2 separate regions of the Homo sapiens genome follow, and region 1 is linked to region 2. A link is an interaction called in ENCODE POLR2A ChIA-PET data of the cell type or tissue named here. Cell type or tissue: GM12878. All regions are shown on one strand. Region 1 overlaps LOC101929563 (a long non-coding RNA gene). Region 2 overlaps ELAVL2 (ELAV like RNA binding protein 2).

What was found. ChIA-PET counts read pairs that join two places held together with the same protein. Peaks named below come from ENCODE experiments on the same cell type or tissue, not always from the same donor. Only the 100,000 strongest peaks of a DNase experiment are listed, where the experiment ranks them.
Region 1: POLR2A ChIA-PET joins it to region 2 with 11 read pairs; 2 of 35 experiments call an interaction of 5 or more read pairs at or near these places.

Annotation. Positions count from the first base shown.
Region 1 is chr9:23,644,817-23,652,816 of GRCh38, reverse strand. LOC101929563 (a long non-coding RNA gene) reads left to right here. Exons shown (of 28, transcript NR_121602.1): 6 at 1,753-1,820; 7 at 3,481-3,618; 8 at 3,920-4,128; 9 at 4,358-4,473. Among named protein-coding and RNA genes, the nearest start is that of ELAVL2, 180 kb to the left of the region's middle. In GM12878, no CTCF peak of the experiment used is centred here; no DNase peak of the experiment used is centred here.
Region 2 is chr9:23,742,877-23,750,876 of GRCh38, reverse strand. All of the region lies in intron 2 of ELAVL2 (ELAV like RNA binding protein 2), which reads left to right. Among named protein-coding and RNA genes, the nearest start is that of ELAVL2, 79 kb to the left of the region's middle. RefSeq lists an enhancer at 3,203-3,702. In GM12878, no CTCF peak of the experiment used is centred here; a DNase peak (open chromatin) is centred at 4,349.

The DNA of each region.
Region 1 (8,000 bases), 98 kb after region 2:
AGTACTCTTCGTGGTAAGAAACGAGCCATCCAGTCATGAGAAGACATGGAACTGGCATACTACTAAGTGAAAGAAACCATTGTGAAAAGGCTATATGCTATATGATTCCATCTATATGACATTCTGGAAACGGCAAAACTATATAGAGACAATAAAAACATCAGTGATTTCCAGAGTGGCAGGGGGTGAGAGGAACAGAGAGATGAATTGGTAGTCAAGGGATTTTTAGGGTGGTGGAACTGTTCTGTATGACATTAAAGGTAGCTACATGACATTATGCATTTGTCAAAACCCGTAGCATGTGCAACACAGTTAATCCTAATGTAAACAATGGACTTAAGTTAATCATATATCCATAGTCGTACACGAATTTTCAAAATATACCACATTAATGCAAGAGGTTAATAGTAGGGAAAACTGCATATATCAGGGTGGGAAGGAGGAGTATATATACTTTCTACACATTTTCGCTGTAAACCTAAAACTGCTCTAAAAAAGTCTTAATTTTTTAAAAACCTGGATACTTACCTTTTCTATACAGCTTTATCAAAATAAGGTTTTGAGGGATTTTCACATGATTTTGACTATCAAAATAAGGTTTTGAGAGCTTTTCCTATGGGAAAATTGCCACATCTTTAGTCACTAGCCAGTGTGACAACTGTCTTCACCTGTCAGAGACCTTTTCACTTTTTGGATGGTTCTCCTGCGTATCGTTGCTTGACAGCTAAGCTCTGGATAGATGCGATATTAACTCTGTATTTGTTGTCCTTTCTGTTCGTTTTTTCTTCTCTCCTTCAATATGAATTTAAAAAGAGACATGAGATAGAAATACTCTGTGATTAATGTCTAATAGGGATGTATAAAAAGTGATGAAGTGTCTAGATTTGTAAAGGAGTAATTTGCCTAACTGAATATGTCGTTTTTGGAAACGATTACCCTGGGTATATTTTAGAAGGTGGGTTAAAAGTCATCTGTACAAAACCTTGGATTTGAGATGTAATAATCCAGTAACTTGTAAACTTAATCTACCTATTACTGGTTCTTTGCCTTCCTTAACTACCACATCCCTTAAGGGGAAAAGTGTATTCTCTACCTGGTACGTGGATGTTTTTCTCAAATCACAGTTTTAACTCTGTCTGTGCCTACCAGACTGTGATTTTCCATTCAGGAAATGCCTTCGGAATAAAGTCCAGTCTCCCCAGCAAAGGTACTAACATTGTTGGGCAGTGGTATTAACATTATTGGGCAGTGGTACTAGTGTGTGAAGGGTGTTGCTGAGAGTACCAAGCCTGCAGTTACGGCTCCCCTGCCTGTACATGGAGCCCCGTCCCTTACTTCTTGCCACCACTGCATCCCCACAGGGCCCACAATCATCGGACACCTTGCGGCTTTTGCGTGAGCTTATTCCTGTGTTTGGAAACGCCCCTGCCTTGTCTGTACTTCAAGAATCAACTTAAGCTAGCTTCATTCTCCCATTTCCACAAAAACTTCCAGAACTCTGTACACATTTCATTCGTAGGACTCAGGACTGTGCATCATTGGATTTTTGTCTAGTTACATTGTTTCCTTTACTTGCTGAATTTTCAGGGTGAGTCACTTGTTTGTTTTCTGTCATGTTTTGAGTACCCAATGTGTTTTTGTTTTAACTGAATCAATACATAAGTTAACAAATAAAGCAAAACCAATGTATAGTAAAGCTAATGCTAGCTACTGCAAGAAATCAGTGCCAATCAAATATATTTATTCCTCCAGGCTCCTTCCATTTTGTGGCTCTGCCGGTCTTCTTGAACACATGGCTCCTGAGGCTGGGGTAGAGAAAGGTAAGGAATGTGGAGAATTGTTTCTTTGGGGGCATATGGGCCAGACCAGGAAACAATGCACATTATTATACTTGCATTTGATTGGCCACAGTCTTAGTTCAACGCTAACTGTAAGTGAGGCTGGGAAATCTAGTCTAGCTGTGCACCCATGAATAAGACAAAACGGGTTTTGAACAGCTAGCAAGTCTCTGCCACAACCTTTATTTGAAATTAATCGACATTGAGATTTGAATTCCCATTACTTTACACTGAGATAGTAATATACTTTTTAATTTAATTTTTTTTTTTGTTAGATGTGTGCTCTTGCTCTGTCACCCAGGCTGGAGTGCAGTGGCACGATCATACTGCAGCCTTGACCTCCTGGGCTTAAGCAGTCCCCCTGCCTCAGCCTCCCAAGTAGTTGGGACCACAAGTACATGCCACCATGCCTGGCTAATTTTTAAATTTTTTATAGAAACGGGGTCTCCCCGGTGGCTCACGCCTGTAATCCCAGCACTTTGGGAGGCCGAGGTGGGCGGATCACGAGGTCAGGAGATCGAGACCATCCTGGCTAACACAGTGAAACCCCGTCTCTACTAAAAATACAAAAAAAATTAGCCAGGTGTGGTGGCAGACGCCTGTAGTCCCAGCTGCTGGGGAGGCTGAGGCAGGAGAATGGCGTGAACCCGGGAGGTGGAGCTTGCAGTGAGCCGAGATTGCCCCACTGCACTCCAATGCAACTCCAGCCTGGGCAACAGAGCGAGACTCCCTCTCAAAAAAAGCAGCAGGGTCTCCCTGTGTTGTCCAGGCTGGTCTCAAACTCCTGGGTTCAAGTGATGTAAGCCACTTTTATGTAGAGCGTGGTATAGAGTGAGGTATTAGGAAAGGGAATTAAGTCCCTCTTGAAGAAACGTGAGTTATTTAGATTGTTACTCTGTTTTCTAGTAAGTTATATATAATTCGTTCCATATTTATGATATTAAGCCATCAATACTTTGTCATTTTGCTACGCCAGGTTTTCTGGAAGACTACCAGAAAAAAATACCATGCCTCCTATGCCCAAGGTATTCTTTGGCATAGAACTACTAATTTTATCACTATATGACAATAACACTGCCTCGTTGAATTAAATGATGCATGTGTTACATTATTTTTGGAGGATTAAGGAGTTCTATAAGTGTGTTTCTCAGTGGCACTAGTGTTTGAAGGAAATGGTTTTTTAGATTTCAACATTGTAAGAGAATTAGAATTCAATCAGTATGATAAATCATTGAACTTGCTGTTGAAGGACCTAAATTTAAATTAAACCTTTAAATGCAATAACTTCTTTTCAATTCTGGTACTACTTGGAGATCATGGAGCTCTTAAGTGGAATGAATTTGATTCACAAGTACAGCAATTGTTCCTTCAATTGCCGATGTTTCCCACAGTATATGTTTTATTCTTTCAAAGTTTAATCAATAAGCTTAGTGAGTTGCCTCTTTCTCACCTGTTTCTTATATACAACGTTCTCTAGTTTCTAGATTTGTGGGGCTTTTTGTTTGACATCAGGATTGTAGGTGTGGACATAATTGTGTCAGATGCATATTTTATTAATTTCCTAGCAAGAGAGATGATTTTAAACATCAAGCTAAGAATCTCAGGAAATGATGTGTTTAATAATAAACGGACATTATCCCAGGTATTCACGTGACCAGATTCACGTCTGTCAGATTTAGTTAACACACTTCAACAGTGCGACTAAAAGGAACTGCACCCAGAGCTTGCAAGCCAGTGCCCTGCTCATCCCTGCACCAGGGTGGAGGAATAGTCACCAAAGGTGGGGATTGTCTTCAAGATCCAATCAGCCAGAAGGTCTGTCTCCCCAGCCTTGCAGAAGTCAAGACCACTTGCCTACTTGCGACTGGGGTATTGCATTGGTTTTCTATGGCTTCTGTAACAAATTACCACAAACTTGGTGGCTTAAAACAACTGAAATTAATTCCCTCACAGTTCTGGAGGCCAGAATTGTGAAGTGGTTCCACTGGGCTAAAATCAGTGCTTTCACAGAACCACACCTCCCCCTGGAAGCCATTCTTCTCACAGTCTCTAAGGGAGAATCTGTTCCTTCCCTCTTCCAGCTTCTGGTGGCTGCCCAAGTTCTTGGCTTGTGGCTGCATCACTCCAGTCTCTGTGACCACAGGCCTTCTCTTGTGTCACCACGTTGCCTTCTGCTTCCCTATTATAAGAACACACCTGACTATATCTAGAGTTCACCCAGATAATCCAAGATAATCTCCCCATCTCATGATCCTTAATCGTATCTTCAGAATCCTTTTTAACATATAAGGTAAGATTCACTGACTCCAGAAATTAAGACATGGATATCGTGTGTGTGTGTGTGTGTGTGTGTGTGTGTGTGTGTGTGTGTGTGTTTTGGGGCCAGGGATGGGGAGGGGGGGTTGTTGTAATTGTTATCCAGCCTACCACAGATATTAGAAACTGTTCCATAAATGACTGTTCTGAAAGTAAATTATTGGCTATAATGCTAATGGTTTTCTTTTTTTTCCTCATCCAAGTTCTAGTTAGGTGAAAACATAGCTCTCTAGTAGTTTGCTGCACATTTCCTGTGAAAGTGAAGATTCTCCTTTCTTAATGAAGAGCAGCTCATATATGATGACAAAACAGAGGCAAGGTTAGCACTTTTGGGACATGTTTCATATTTTAGTTTTAATTTCTGATCTAGGTTTTCTGTATTCTCTGGTTGGTTATGACGATAAAAATCATGGCATTGTAACTATTTATGTTATGAAATATCCCCTAAGAAAATATATTAGACTACCTTTTAAAATGATACTTATATTTATTTTCTGATTAGAAAAGTTATAGCTCATTTCAGGGAATTTACAAAATGCAGAACAGCGTGAAGAAGAAAGAACTCATAATCTTAACCTAGAAAGGACTAGTGTTGATATTTTGGGTTCTTTTATCATACGACATTTGTTGTCTCCCTAGAGTGTTAAGCTATTGTTATACCATTTGTCCAGACGGATTTGAAACACCATCATCATTATTATAGGGAAACAAGTTTTTTCAAATGCAGTAAAACTGAAGAAGCAGAGTCGTTGTTAAGGCTTAGACTCTACTTTCTTCCTCGGTTGAAGACATAGCCTTACTGACCTGAATTTACAAACAGAGCGTAATATTTACAGATGCTTCTTTTAATGGAAGTCCATCAACTGTTAGTGTAAATTCTTCCTGAATACATCTTTAAGCTATTTTCTTGCATGTTTGAATAGAACTTAAATATTGAGAGATGTACTGAACAGGGAACAAAAGTTGATGAACAAATAAGTTTGGGAAATAGTGAATACACACAGTCACACACACATTTTAATAAAAGTCGCAGCACGTATCAGCGTATTAAAATATCAGAGACTTTCCAAAATAATGGAGCTTCTTAAATCTAGAGTTCCCCCCAGCTGATTGATTTTTTTTTCCTAATCCCTATAACAAGAAACTGTGGAACAAAATTTGTGAAGTAAAATAATAATTTAGATAAGGGTTATCCAAATGTTTTTGGTAAGAAAAGAGTTTGGTTGGTCAAAAAAGGATGTGTGTGTGTGGATGGATGAGTAAATAGAGGTGTGTGTGGATGTATGTCTCTATATAAATATTTTTATTGCCACCCTTGCCAAAATAAGTTTTTAAACAGTGGCTTATTTGAATCTGGTATCATGAAAACCTTATTAAAGATATCTTACATTCTAACACATTAGATGGCTTTTCTCTGCCCTTGGGAGAATTTGGAATTAAAATCTAGGAATAGTATCAAGCAGAGTGAAAGTTCAAGGGAAGAGTGAAAGAGATTTGTATTTTTTTTTTTTAAATGTGTGAAAGCCTCCCGACCTCTCCCACCAAGTGTCATTATGGCCTGAAGCTGAATTACTTCTCATCTGATTAAATCAGAACCAGATTCTGATACTTCCTAACTGCTGTGAAGTGCAGATTTTTAAAATGTGTTAAAAAAAAAAAAAAAAAGCAAGAATGTAATCCTAGTAGGAAACAACTCTCTTAGATAAATTAGCATTTTTAATATCATTTTACAACTTTGCAACATACAAAATTATTCACCCCCTTTATGTAACATGTAATTATTAACCGCCTGGTCAGAATATGAGCATTAATTTTGAAATTGAGGTTTCTACGTTTCTATCCATGAAGGTTTGAGAAATCGTAGGCATAGGTGGAAAACCATACTAACCTTGTTTTAGTGTCGGTGGTCTGTCGAATCTGAGATTTGGTGACTTCAGTAATGTCATTAAACTTTTGGTTTTTATACTTACGGAATAGAAAAGGGGCTCAGTTGATAGAAACAAGGGGGTAATCCAGAAATTGGGTAATCGAATTTAGGAAGCAGCCACAGGTATGCATTTTAACATTCTCTTTTCAAGAATATTCTCTCAAATATTTGGGGAGTGAAAAGTGTGGTTTCTCTGATGGGTTAAAAATGTAAAAGCCTGAGGCCGGGCGTGGTGGCTCACACCTGTAATCCCAGTCACCCCTGTAATCCCAGCACTTTGGGAGGCCAAGGCGGGTGGATTACCTGAGGTCAGGAGTTCCGGACCAGCTTGGCCAACACGGTGAAACCCCATCTCTACTAAAAAATACAAAAATTAGCCCGCGTTCTAGTGAGCCGAGATCACGTCATTGCACTCCAGCCTGGGCGACAAGAGTGAAACTGTCTCCAAAAAAAAAAAGTAATAGCCTGAAAAGAGGAGTAGAAGAGGCCATTATAATTTAAAAGCCCATTGCTACTAGATGATTTTACTTGGCTTGGCTTATGTATCTTCATCGCTGTCCTGTAGGGCAGTGGCTTTCAGGAATACCAGGACTTCAGCAGCACCTGATGTGGTGTTCAATTTTGGGTGTCAATTGGACTGGGCCATTATGCCCACTTGTTTACTCAAACACCAGTCTAGATGTTGCTATGGAGTTATTTTTTAGATGTCATTGATATTTAAATCAGTAGACTTCGAGTAAAGCAGATTACTCTCCATAATTCTGGTGGGCCTGATCCAATCAGCTGAAAGCCTTAGGAGAAAAGATTGAGAAACCCAGAAGAGAGGAATTCCGTTCCAGTTTACCTTCAGACTGAAGACTGGAACAGTGACTCCTACTGGAATTCCACCCTACTGGCCTGCCCTGCAAAATGTTAAACTTGCGAGGCCCACAGTTGTGGGAGCCAACTCCTTGAAATCAGTCAATCTCTCCCTTCTCTCCCTTTTTCTCTTTACACACACACACACACACACAAACACGCACACACACACACACCCCTATCCACCCACCCACCCAGTTGGTTCTCTTTCTCTGGAGAAACCTGTTAAACTTGAGTGCTTATTAGAAATGCAAATTCTTAGACCCCACTCCAGACCTGGTGAATGGAAGTGGGGTGGGCCCCAGCGGTCTTCTTTAACAAGCACTCCTGCTAGTGCTGGTGGCCCCCAAGCCTGAGGGCCACCGTAGGCAAATGAAAGAAGCCCCCTTATACCATTGAGGAAATTTAGGTTCTGAAAGATTTAAATAACATGCCCAAAGTCATCCAATTGGTTAATAGCGTCAGCCAGATCTATTCTTGGTGCTTTCAGAAAGATAAAATAATATCCATTGATACCTTAGTAATTTTTGAATCTGCTTTTATATAATCGTTCATTGTTATGATGCCCATTTTCCTTAAGGAAAAAAATAACATGAAGGGACCCAACTATATCGATATGGTATGTGAGAGCAGTGATTCCAAATCTTTGTACCACCAGGTATCACTTCTATTATTTCATGTAATGAGAGATTTTTGTTGACTAAACAAGCTGCATTTTACAGGGATATTTATTTGGCCATACTGCAGCTCCAGGCTCCTGACTGGCACGAGTTGGCCAGTGCTGCTAGCTCAAGTGATGCATCGCAGCCAAAAGCAGAGAGGCTTGATGTTTTAATTAGCCTGGAAACCTAAATGTAGAATTTTCTTTAGGCATTTTGAATATTGAACATAGCTACGGACTTTTCATTACTATATTATAGTTTTCCAAAACACCTGGAGACCCTTGTGGGGTATCTTTGCTCTAAAGAATATTTTCAGGTATAGATGCTTAGTGCTGCCATATGTACAGCTAGGATGTATTATAAGGGCATAAAAGATAAATTCCCAAATCTTAGTAGTAC
Region 2 (8,000 bases):
TTTAATGCTTTAAATCCAGTCTTAAGGAGTTGCCTCCAAGGGTACTGTCGTACGAATCCTTTTTCCTAACCCTGGTACTAAGTAAGCCATGGGAGCTTTTTTCATTCCATTTAAATGAATTGTAGTTTGCTCTTATTCTACTTTAAATGTATCTAAACATTTTGAATATAAATGAGAGACTGATGGTGTATCAAATCAATTGACATCTTCTCATGTAGACAAGGGCTCTCCTAAATGACTTCCCAAATCCTGCCTCTAAAATTGTCTTTTTTTTCTTTTGTGAACCTGAGTATTAGGTTAGCTCTTTTTAAACATGGTGCCAAGTGATTTTGCCATTATATGGTGCAGACAGTGTACTACCTTCTCAAGTAGAATGATTTGGGATCTAATATCTTAAAATCTAACAATGTTATACCAGGTTTGTTTTTAGACCTTTATATTCTTTATTATTTGTTGTCCTTTTTTTATGGGGGTAAGCCCTTTTATACATATTGGAATAGGATTAAAATACAGAATTGTTAATACCGATTTGTTACTGTGTTTTATATCAATATGTGTATTTTTTTAAGTGCTGGAAATTGGGAGCCTTTGCAAAAAGGCGTGATAACATTCCATTATATCCCCAGCTCTAGAACATACAAAGCTAGTCCTGATGTGCTACTTAAAAGTAGAATATGGAATCTTCTGGGGTTAGTTTCTTACTCTATTTGATATTTTAGTTCTCTGAATGCTTATAGAAAACAATATATTTGGATATAGCCATCAAAGTAAGGAGGATGTCTAATATTCTTTCCTAGCCTTTATAGTTGGACAACCGACTTTTAAAGAGTCTTTTTTTTTTTTTTCCTTTTTTAAGACAGTACCCTTGGAGGCCACTGTGTTCATGACCAGTGACTCCTTGAGACTGGGTTTATTAAATGGACCTGTTAGTATAGTGAATAACAGCTCTTAGGTAATTTTGCGTAGTTGTTAGTAGGCACCAAAGGAGGAAGGGTGAGCGTTAGTTGCTCTATAGATTATAATGAAAGAAGGTCTCAGGCCAGATCCCACCACACATAGAAACCTCTATCTAGCAAGCAGGACCAAATTGATGGAGAAGCCTTTTCTGAAAGCTTGGTAAAGTCCCACTTCTCTCTTCTTTTTTAAGTGCTTTGAACACACTTTAAATGAAATGTTCACCGGAGGCTAACAATATCCCAAAAGTCACGTTCTGCACCCTCACTTTGCATCATGCAAAAAGAAATCCCTTTAAACAAAGACTGAAACCCAGGACCATTTAACATTTAGGGGTTCTCTCCATAAAGATATAACCACCTTGGATTATGCCACCTTGGATTTTGTGCCCTGTTTATACGAAGGTGGGAAGTGTCTCTAAACTAATTTAGCCCATCTGCGTATCTTGAACTCCTTTAATTTTACCGGTAAGACTCCATTTCTAACACTCGTTATGCTAATTAACAAATAACTGGCTTACAGAACAAAACCCTATTTTGACATCCATTAGGTGAATCAGCAGAGAATTGGTTGTTGATTTAGGTATGGATAGTATGTAGGCTTACACTAGTCACTTGAATTTTAGCCTACTTGTATTATACTAGTTAACTAATCCTGGATTGTGCATTAATGATAGTATGTTAGATGACCACCCAGAATTAAAGCTTAAATGGCTGGTGCACACGTGTCATCAGATTAATTCTAAACTTTAAAAAGAAATGTTTTTATTGTGGCAAAATATAACATAAAATTTATCATTTGAACCTTTTCAAGTTTACAGTTCAGTGACATTAAGCACATTCACAGTATTATGCAGCCGTCACCCTTATCCATTTCCAGTACCTTGTCATCATCCCAGATAGAAACTCTGTAACCATCAAACAGTAACTCCTCACCCACCTCCTTTGCTCCCAGCCTTTGGTAACCATTATATTTTCTGTGTCTCTATGAATTTGCCTATTCTCGGTACCCCATATAAATGAAATCATACAACATTTGATATACCAAAGTATTTTGAAAGTAAATTATGATAATTGTTTTCAGGAGATACTAGTTTTTTTCCCCTTGGGCTGTAGACTCTTCTGTATGTTTTATTTCTCTTCCTCTCCAAGTGGCTTTAGGGACCAACCCCTCCCCCTGAAATAAGTAGCCTGGCTTCAAATTTAGTTCATGCCACATTCCCCGTAAAAGAAACGTCCAATTAAAATACTGAATTTGTGCAATATTTTGCCAGATTGCTGACTACTTGCAGGGACTTCATCTTACCCCCTTTGCAGTTGTTCTGCCTGGTTTCAAGCTTGTTTTATTCTTTTGAAAATTGCCTTCAATCTCTTATCACTCCCCATCTTGGCAAGTTACCTGGAGGAAGAGGCAGTTGGTGTATGTACAGTGGGTCAGAAAGAAGAACCCAAGTAGTTTTGCTCCCTGGAAGTCTTCTCTGCCTTCATACTTTTCTACTCTTTTCTCCCAGAGAGTCAGAGCATCCAGGGACAAACATCCGTGTGGGGTCTTGGGACACAGGACACAGTGTGTAACATCCCCAGACTACTTCTCGTTACCTCACTTCATTCTCTGCTGAGCACTTGAAGGAAATCTTGGCAGAAAGCCATTCCTCAATCAGAGTCAAAGAGCGACGAGTTAGAAATTCTCTTCTGTAGTTTTAGTTCTTCCATTTTTTTCTCCCCCTTCCCTAGTACTCTTTCCCCCTACCCCTCAAGGAAGCCCCCCATCAATATAACAGTCAACCACCCAACCAGAAACCCACAGGACAGAGCCATTTCTTTTTTTTAGACCACTGGAACAATTATTGTAGTTAGAGAAAACTTAAATATCTTTCTGAAGCAACCTTGGGAGACAGATGCTGATGTATGTTGAAGCTAGAGAGGCAGGTGGTTTGTGGCCTATTTCTGCCTTTGCATTATTTCAGATTCTGTTACTGAGTAGAACAGTCCTTTTTTTAAAAAAAAAAATTTAGGTCTTATATCTTGGCCTCCTGCCTTCTCTGTTGGCATCAGCCAAATGCATGTTGGCTGCAAGTACATCATTCCACACTTAGTGACTGGATTTATTTTCAGACGTTGGCTATTGACAACTGAAAAGCAATTTCCTGTGTTGGGGCTTAACAGAAAGCCTCCCCTGGGTTGTAAGAGTTTAAAATAATGAAAAAGGTGAATACTTCATGGGTAAGTCTTAATGCAAGCTTTGTGTAGACTTATCCCCACTGCCTACTTTGCACTCATGTTTGTAGGGAGTTTCCAAAAGCCTCTGATTGAGATGAGGAAGGTCTTCTACCTCTGGAGCTGTAAGGTCTTGTCTTGATTAAAGATGACTCAAGCTTAACCAGTTGTTCAGTAGTCTTTGTCTGAGCTTTGGGTGTGCTGGAGAATATCAGCCAGTGTTAAGTTCTTGATTTCAAGTGGTGACTATCTGTTGAAGAGAGCCTGTGCCATGAAATACCGTAGTCCTCCCATTATCAACAGTTTCGCTTTCTGCAGTTTAGTTAACTGGTGGTCAACCATAGTGTTAAAATATTAAATGGAAAATCCCAGAAATAAACAATCCATAAGTTTTGAGTTGCTCACCATTCAGAGTATCGTGATTAAATTTTGCACCTTCCTGCCCAGGATGTGAATCATCCCTTTGTCCACATTATCCATGGCTGGTACATGTTCCCTGTCCTTTAATCACTTAGAATCCATCTTAACAGATCGGAAAAAAAAAAGTAGTGTATATTATGTTGGATTCAGTACTATCTGTGGTTTCAGTTATCCACTGAGGGTCTTGTAACCCCCAAGGATAAGGTAGGGGGTGGAGGACTACTGTACTCGGCTAGTGGAACTTCTTGTGGTATACCTCATGGTTCAAGGGAGGTAGAGAAGGAGGGAATTGTCATACTGTGAAGGTGGAATGCAGGATGTTCTAAATTGGTGCTTGTTTTGTTGAGCGAAGATGTAAAGTATAGTCTGGTCCACTAATGATTTGTTGATTATTTCATTTGATGATTAATATTGGATGCAGTCATTTATTTGAACAGAAATGAGAGAGGCTTTTTTTTTTTTTTTTCTTTTTCAGTTTACATGGAAAGACTTCTAAGGATGTTCGTGGATCCAAGACAAACTTGTCTCAGTCTTACATTTCATTAGGGTCCTTCTGTATTGGGGAATTCTCTTTCTTAGTATATTGCTGATGGGAAAAAGCTAATTCCAGAAGCCAGTTGGGTGGGTCCTCTCTCTTTCTGCCTGCCTATAGGCAAGCAGCCAGTAAGGAACCGAAGTAAAGTCAATTAGGCATTTTATCTCAGGACCTAGGGTCTCAAGGAAGTGATAGAAGGATAAGATGGTGATGATGACTCACCTCTCTGTTCTGAGGTGGGGGTAGTTTTACTTCCTACTACTTAACTCCTTGAAGTCTGGTTCCCAGCCCTTACTCATTCTGAAAACGCTCTGTGACTCTTCCAGTGTGTTTCTTTGTGCCAGTTAGGTAGAGTCAGTGTACAATCTAGAACTCCATTGAAACAATATTTATGTAATTCATATTTTTTATCTTTTTCTATCAGTGTTTTTTAACTCAAAAGTAAGCTTATTAATTTTGTATTGGTCTCAATTTGACCTATAAGAGAATAACTTTTGTAATTGGTTAGAAGCCCCTGTTGTGAACTTGCCATAGCTATTGGTAAAGGAGTTTGTTTTGAGAGGTGTGTATGTATGTATGCATATTTTGTAAATAAAGTCACTTGTCAGTGCCTTTCAAACAATTTACTCATATTTGTGTCACTTTGTTAGTGTTGGAGGAAAGCAAAGTTTGAATTTAATTTTGAAAATAGTAGGTGCAGTGAAGATACCGATCCTCCCTTCCAAGTCATCTCTTGTGACTTCCTCCCCCTTTTGATTATGTTTCTTGGGCACTACTTTGCTCACTGAGTGTGAGCAAGAACAACCTGAAGAATGACTGAGATGACTACTAGCAGTAGCATTCACACAGCAGGTCTTTTTGAATGTTTCATCTCTAGCTTTTAGTCTTCAGAGGTCAGTAATGTTTGGTGACTCCCATTGCTTTTAGTAGCTAAGGAGAGCCATATATCTTGTGGTAAAACAGATTTGCCTCTGAATGACCTACATTTATCTCCTCTGCTTATTTAGTGGTCATTTCTTTAAAACCCTTCAGTTAACGCTTTTGGTTTCCAGCCATGTAGGGACATGTGTATGCTTACAGGCATTATATTTCTGTGTCCTATGGGATAAGTAGTATATGTCATCATTAGGTTTTTGGACAGTCTTTGGTTCTCCTTGAAAAGATGCAAGTCTAGTTTTACCTTTATTACAGTATGTTTTTTTTCCCAGCAAGTAAGTCATTGATGGTGAATTGTAAATGTAATTGTTCAAAAAAGAATCTAGTCAATTTTGTGTTCTTCTTTGCAACCTATTAAGATGTTTGTGTACACCTAAAGGATTTGAATGGGATATCTGTTCAGGTAGCTTAAAGTGAAAAGATGGTGGTGGGTAGGGCAGGGGAATGACCTGGCCAAGATAATACCAGGTTATAGAGGATTACACAGAAAATCTTTGTATAATATCTTAATTTGGCTGTAGATTATACATTCAGAAAACATTCTTCTTTGGGGATTGTAAAAATCTACCATAGTTCCTGGTTATTTGATTTGTATTTTATTTGTTTCTTGAGACAGAGTCTTGCTCTGTCACTGCCCAGGATGGAGTGTGGTGGTGTGATCACAGCTCACTGAAGCCTCAAGCTCCCAAGCTCAAGTGATCTTCCCACCTTGGCCTCCCGAGTAGCTGGGACCGCAGACATGTGCCATTATGCCCAGCTAATTTATATATTTTGTAGAGACAGGTTCTCCCTATTGTTGCCTAGGCTAGTCTTGAGCTCCTGAGCTTAAGTGATCCTCTAGCCTCAGACTCCCGAAGTGCTGGTATTTGGGAGCCACTGTGCCCAGCCTGTTTTTTTGGTTTGTTTATTTTTAAAAGAATTTTTTTGCTTCATTTTCTTTAAGTCATAGATTACAATGACAGAGAGTGCAAATGAAGGAACAAATTAGCTTTGTAGGGAATAATGAGGTAAAAGTTCTAATTCCTTTACTATTAGATTTAATTATTATTTTTATTTTTATTTTTTTTCGTGGGGGGTGCGCGAGAAGGATAAAGAAGCCCAAAATAGTATAGTAGGCTTTTGTGTTAAGATCCATTTCAGTATATATATGTTTTCTTGCTAGAAAGTACTCTTGCTTGAGAAAAATAAAGTTTATAATCTAAGTAGAATCCTTAATAATGTTGTTGTCAATTAGGATAACTAGAATAAGCACTTAATAGGTTATATTCTGTTTGGGTACAGGGGCTAGTAAGTGATCTGGCAGCATACATATTTAAAGTTTTTCCCTGAATAAAGGAGATTAGTTTATAATATATAACTATTTTATTCCTTCATTAGAAATAGCAAGGAAGAAGTTTTCAGCAACAAAATAGGAAAACTCTTGACAGCATAGGCTATTGAATATTGGAATGAGCTGAAAAACTAGTTATTTAGTAAAACATTCATTTCTTCGAGTGGTGTACTTGTAATTGAATACCTAACATTTTGTATGGCATTCTACATTGTAGGAACCTCTTTTAACAAGAGTGATTCTAACACGCACATCAGAATCTATTTGTGAAACTTAAGGTGGAGACGGTAGAATAATAGGTGGGGGCGAGCATCAGAGAGTACCTTTAGTGCAGTTTCTTTTCCCACAGATGAGATCCCAATCTCAAATTCATAAGGCTAGTTAGCTGGAGGCCTTAAACTCCTAACCTCCTTTTCCTTAGGGACCCCTTTGTGGTAATAAGATGGATTCTTCTGATCCACTTGTCTTAGCCTTAATCTTAAAATGTGTTTGCCAAGTGGGCATGTAATGTGGCCCAAATAGCTGAGAAGCTCTGTGTATAGAAGTTACTTCCCACATCAGATGGTCCTTCATATTGTTTAATCTGGTGCCATAAAAACATAGCGCCTTCCCCAAGAGTGGGTCTCAGATATGTGAATAAGCAAATCGAGTAACTTCAGTAACAGCAGATTAAAGAAAGCATCACATTAAAAGTTTTTAAGATGAATTAAAATTGAAGTGTTGTTGAATAAGATTTTTTTAACCCTCTACCCTGTTATACATTTAAGAGTACTTGAGATGATAAAATGGTAATATGTTAAAATTATTTTTGTGTTTAGGTTTTTCCTGTTTCATAGGAAAGATGTATCCAGAATTAGCAGCAATGGTCAGATGTACTAAGTTGCTGGGTATATGATTTAGATAGTTCGTTTTTAATATACTTTAAAGTCAGTGGTAAAAGACAAGACAAGCCTCTGTGCTCTGCTCATTCGGCAGGATAATGCGTTTACTATACCATGCTGATGTGGATGGTGCCACATTACTTTTGTGTCCTAATGAATCATTGTCTAGGTAAAATCTTTTTAGCAAAATCTTCCTCAAAGTATCCGTGAATTTTAAATTTGGAGGATTACAATAGCTAATCACTTCAACTTTTGGATGAGGTGATTTGGGAAGAAATGCTTATGTGTGATATGAATGTGGCAATCGTAGGAGCTGCACCATTTTGTACTTCTCTTTAGGAGCCATCTGTTAATTGGTGGGCAAGTTGCCCTGTGGTCTCAGAGTGGTTTGCTGTAGCATAAGCTGTCCCTGAGCAAAAACAAAATTGATACTTATTTCTGTCAGGGTACCTCTTTGACTTAATTCGTAGCCATGGTTCCCATCTGACCCATAGCCTTTACAACTTTAACCATGTACAGCTCAATTTCCTCTGGGGACTGTGTTCCATTAGGATTCCTTTTCTTTATTGCTTCAGAGAGAGTGTTCTTGAGGTTTGTGAAGCTGTGTCTGTAGTATTTAAATAGGTTTCCTTTATACTCAGCATTTATACCCCCACCAGCCCAAACACCATCAGTCTGTTTTGGAATTTTTCCTAAGCATGTAAAAATCAGTGCTGTGTGTGACTATT